Regions from separate parts of the Homo sapiens genome. Here region 1 is linked to region 2. Evidence: read pairs that join two places in POLR2A ChIA-PET (ENCODE). Cell type or tissue: B cell. All regions are shown on one strand.

The links. ChIA-PET counts read pairs that join two places held together with the same protein. Peaks named below come from ENCODE experiments on the same cell type or tissue, not always from the same donor. Only the 100,000 strongest peaks of a DNase experiment are listed, where the experiment ranks them.
Region 1: POLR2A ChIA-PET joins it to region 2 with 14 read pairs; 4 of 35 experiments call an interaction of 5 or more read pairs at or near these places.

What each region holds. Positions count from the first base shown.
Region 1 is chr22:23,887,854-23,890,353 of GRCh38, forward strand. No RefSeq gene overlaps it. Among named protein-coding and RNA genes, the nearest start is that of MIF, 5.3 kb to the right of the region's middle. RefSeq lists an enhancer at 509-803. In B cell, no CTCF peak of the experiment used is centred here; no DNase peak of the experiment used is centred here.
Region 2 is chr22:24,196,944-24,199,443 of GRCh38, forward strand. No RefSeq gene overlaps it. Among named protein-coding and RNA genes, the nearest start is that of SUSD2, 17 kb to the left of the region's middle. RefSeq lists enhancers at 1,117-1,166, 1,297-1,416. In B cell, no CTCF peak of the experiment used is centred here; a DNase peak (open chromatin) is centred at 1,288.

The sequences.
Region 1 (2,500 bases), 310 kb before region 2:
TGTGATTCATGCTTTTTGTGCCATAAGATATCTTTGCCTATCCCAATGTTGCAAAGATTTTCTTCCAAATGTTGGATAGTTTTAGCTTTTACACTTATGTTGCTGATGATGAATTTCAAGTTAATTTTTGGGTATGGTGTGAGGGGCTGAGGTTCCTTTTTTTTGGGTGGGTGGGGGGAACAGGGTCTCACTGTGTGTTGCCTAGACTGGAGTGCAAGTGACGTGATCTCAGCTCACTGCAACCTCTACCTTCCAGACTCAAGCAATCCTCCCACCTCAGCCTCCTAAGTAGCTGGGACTACAGATGCGTGCCACCATGCCTGGCTAATTTTTTTTTTTTTTTTTTTGAGATGGAGTCTTGCTCTTTCGCCCAGGCAGGACTGCAGTGGCACTATCTCGGCTCACTGCAACCTCTGCCTCCCGGGTTCACGCCATTCTCTTGCCTCAGCCTCCCGAGTAGCTGGGACTGCAGGCGCCCGCCACCGCGCCCGGCTAGCCTGGCTAATTTTTGTTTTGTTTTGTTTTATTGTTTTTCTTTGTTTTTTTGTAGAGACAGGCTTTTGCCATGTTGTTCAGACTGTTCCTGAACTCATGGACTCAAGCCGTTCGTTTGCCAAAGTGCTGGGATTACAGGAATGAGTCACCATGACTGGCCCTTTTTTCTTTTCTTTCTTTTTTTTTGAAATGGCTATCTGGTCGTACCAGTACCATTTGCTTTAAAAAAAGCCATTTTTTCTTCATTATTTTACTTTGGTGCCTAAATAAAGAAAATCAGTGGACTATTGTTGTATAAGAAAGAATTTGGCTTTTGTCAGGAAACAGTGACTGTTAAAGAGAAGTGGTGGGGCTGTGGGTTCTCTGGGGAGAGAGAAATCTCTGGGTCAGGGTGTCAGTAGAGGTCTCAGGGAGAAGGTGACTCTGAGCTGGCTTCCTAAGGATAGGCTCAGCTGGGGGCCTTTTAAAAGCTAGAGCCTTGGTGGCATGTGCCTGTAGTCCCAGCTACTTGGGAGGCTGAGGTGGGAGGATCTCTGGAGCCCAAGAGTTGGAGATTACAGTGAGCTATGATTGCACCAGTGCACTCCAGCCTGGGCCACAGAGCGAGGCCTTGTTTCTACCAAAAAAAGAAAAAAAAAAAAAAAAAAGCTGGAGCCACTGGGAGGCAGCAGCGTTGCAGGATGGGAATGAAGCTACCGTGTCCAGTCACTGTGGAGTCTTCAGGAGGCAGGGGCAGCCCTCCCAGGAGCCCTGTGTGTGGTCACTCTGCCCCTCTGTGTCCATCCACCCTGATCCTGCCTCTGTTGACCTGCTCCCCAGCTTACCTTTGTGCTCCAAATGGCTTCCCTGGCCGCCCTGGCTGCAGACCTCCAACGTGGAGTCATGAGTAAGAATCCATTGACAAGCACCCCTGAGATCCTGGGGTACGTGCCACGAGCAGAGCAGGCATCAGGTGACACCCAGGTCCCGGCCTGCCTCGGACACACATGGTGCCCCGGTCCCCAGCCTGAGCCCTGCCCTCTCACTCACCACCCACCCAGCCGGAATTGGCTCTGGCCACTCTGGGAGGGCGGGGTGGGGGTTGCAAGTCCCTTGTTACGCAGGGAGCCCCTCAGTTAGGGAGAGGAGACAGGGTCTCAGGACAGGACCTTGAAGACAAGGAAGGGCAGTGCAGAGAGGGGTGAGAGAGCCAGACTGGGTTTCTAGGGGGTGGTCCAGGGTGGGAGCTGACCTGCCTCTGCTGAGACTGCGTTCCAGGTGTGAGCATTGATGTCTAGCCCATGTAGCTGGAGAGGAGTCACAGCCATGCTCCCCAGCTCCAGCCCACCTCCCCAGACCCCAGACCCAGTGTGGCCTCTCCCCACCTCCCAGAGCATGTGGTCAAGCCCCTCTCCTAGCCCGAATCCCTCCCTCATTTGCTAATTACCAGGACCTACATGTCCCAGCTTCCCAGGGCCAGGGGACAGGGCCCCGCCCATCTGGCAGGCTCAAGTTGGCTGCCTGGCTGCCGGGATCCAGGCGGCGCTCACAAGGATCTGGGCTTGCACAGCCTCCAAAGGGCTGTTGTCCATTCTCTTGTATTTGTTCTCATCCTCTCCTTTCTTGGACCCTCTGAGTCTCTGGTTCCCTCTTGTTGGGACCCAGATCACTCTGTGCCTCAGCTGAATCATTTTTCCCTTCAGTTTACACATATCCACCTAGGGTCCACTACATCCAGAGGCTTCCGCCTCAGTCCTTGTCCTCAGGCTGTGCCCAGGGTTGTGAGGATGGCGGTGGTCCTTACCTTGCAAAACAGTCTCCCAGTGACAACAATGTTCAGGGATAACATCTATGGAGGGCTTTCTATGTATCAGGACCATTCTGAGTATCTTCCAAGTGTTAGCTCCTTTAATCCTGGAAAGGACCCCATGAAATTAGTACTTTTATTACCCCTGTTGTACATATGAGAGACTGAGTAAAAGCCGGTGGCTTGTCCAGGGTCACACAGCTAACTGGAATGGCCAGG
Region 2 (2,500 bases):
GTGGCTCACGCCTGTAATCCCAGCACTTTGGGAGGCTGAGGCAGGCGGATCACCTGAGGTCAGGAGTTCGAGACCAGCCTGACCAACATGGAGAAACCTTGTCTCTACTAAAAATACAAAAATTAGCCAGATGTGGTGGTGCATGCCTGTAATCCCAGCTACTTAGGAGGCTGAGGCAGAAGAACGCTTGAACCCGGGATGTGGAGGTTGCAGTAAGCCGAGATTGCGCCATTGCACTCCAGCCTGGGCAACAAGAGTGAAACTCCATCTCGAAAAAAAAAAGAAAAAGAAAAACTCACTTCAACCCCCTGTGATTCCACCTCCAACCTGACCAATCAGCACTCCCCACTTCCCAAGCTCCTACCCGCCAAATTATCTTTAAAAATTCTGGGCCGGGCGCGGTGGCTCACACCTGTAATCCCAGCACTTTGGGAGGCCGAGGCGGGTGGATCACGAGGTCGGGAGATCGAGACCATCCTGGCTAACACGGTGAAACCCCGTCTCTACTAAAAATACAAAAAATTAGCCAGGCGTGGTGGTGGGTGCCTGTAGTCCCAGCTACTCGGGAGGCTGAGGCAGGAGAACAGCGTGAACCCAGGAGGCAGACCTTGAAATGAGCCGAGATCGCGCCACTGCACTCCAGCCTGGGCCTTCCAAGTAGCTGGGATTACAGGAGCGTGCCACCACGCCTGGCTAATTTTTGTATTTTTAGTAGAGATGGGATTTCATCATATTGGTCATGCTGGTCTTGAACTCCTGACCTCAGGTGATCCGCCCACCTCAGCCTCCCAAAGTGCTGGGATTACTGGCATGAGCCACTGCACCCAGCCAGTGTCTTTCTTTAGGTCGACAGTCCCTGTAACAATACACCAGAGGCATAGGTATAAAAATATGGTCTTACCTTTTTCATTAGTGTGGAAAATAAAGTGTGTGTGCAAGGTGAAAAAAAATCTAAACAATTCAGGGAACTAGCTGCTGGCTAGGGGACATTGAAGCTGTGCTCAGCCTTTTGCTTCTTTAAACACTTGTACTGTGTAAATAAGTTCAGATTAACCTGGAGGAGAAATTCACAGAAGTAGATTGGCTGGTTAAATGGCACAAGCATTTTCTATCTAGAGTTGTACCAGTTGACGCCGCCACCAACCTACAACAGAGCCTGGGTCCCCATGCAGTCACTGGCGTTTGGAGCCTTCACCTTTTTTGCTCTTTGCCAGATAGACAGAGCCTTCACCATGTTGCTGGGTGGTGTGACGTTTCCCAGAACTCCCTCCTGCGTGTTTCTGGTTAGGGTGAGCCACAAGAGATTCCCATGCAAGATTTGGCAGAAGTGAAACTTAAGTCATTTTCTTAGCTCGCTCTCCAGTCACGGCCACAGGCAGAGCCCAGGCCTGCAACTGTTCTGCCTTCCCTTGGATCTGCCTTCAACTGTGCCGACTCCTGGGCCAGATGTGTGACAAAAGGTCTCAGCTTTTCAGGAAACCCTTGTCACCCATGGCAACAAGATAGGACCACTCGTGGTGGCTCACACTCGTAGTCCCAGCTATTTGGGGGGCTGAGGTAGGAGGATCACTTGAGGCCAGGAGTTTCAGACCAGCCTGGCCAACATAGTAAGACCCCGTCTCTACTGAAAATACAAAATTAGCTCGGCGCAGTGGCACATGCCTGTAATCCCAGCACTTTGGGAGGCTGAGGCGGGTGGATCACCTGAGGTCAGGAGTTTGAGACCAGCATGACCAACATGGTGAAATCCCGACTCTACTAAAAATATTAGCTGGGCATGGTGGCGACGCCTGTAGTCCCAGCTACTCGGGAAGCTGAGGCAGGAGAATCGCTTGAACCCACTGGAGGTTTTGGTGAGCTGAGATTGCACCACTGTACTCCAGCCTGGGTAACAGAGCCAGACTCTGTCTCTAAATAAATAAATAGCCAGGCACACTGGTGCACGCCTGCAGTTCCAGCTACTCTAGGAGGCAGGGTGGGAGGATTGATTTAGCCTGGGATGTCAAAGCTGCAGTGAGCAGTGATCACAACACTGCATTCCACCCTGGGTGACAGAGTGGGACCCTGTCTTTAAAAAAAAAAAAAAGAAAGAAAAAGAAAATGCCAGTTTTTCTTTCTTTCTTTTTTTTTTTTTTTTTGAGACGGAGTTTCGCTCTTCTTGCCCAGGCTGGAGTGCAGTGGCACCATCTCAGCTCACTGCAACCTCCACCTCCTGGGTTCAAGCGATTCTCCTGCCTCAGCCTCCCGAGTAGCTGGGATTACAGGCATGTGCCACCATGCCCGGCTGATTTTTGTATTTTTAGTAGAGACGGGGTTTCACCATGTTGGTCAGGCTGGTCTTGAACTCCTGACTTCAAGTGATCCATCCACCTCAGCTTCCCAAAGTGCTGGGATTACAGGCAGGAGCCACCGTGCCCAGCTGAAAATGCCAGTTTTTCCTTTCTTTCTTTTTTTTTTTTTTGAGATGGAGTTTCGCTGGTCGGCCAGGCTGGAGTGCAAT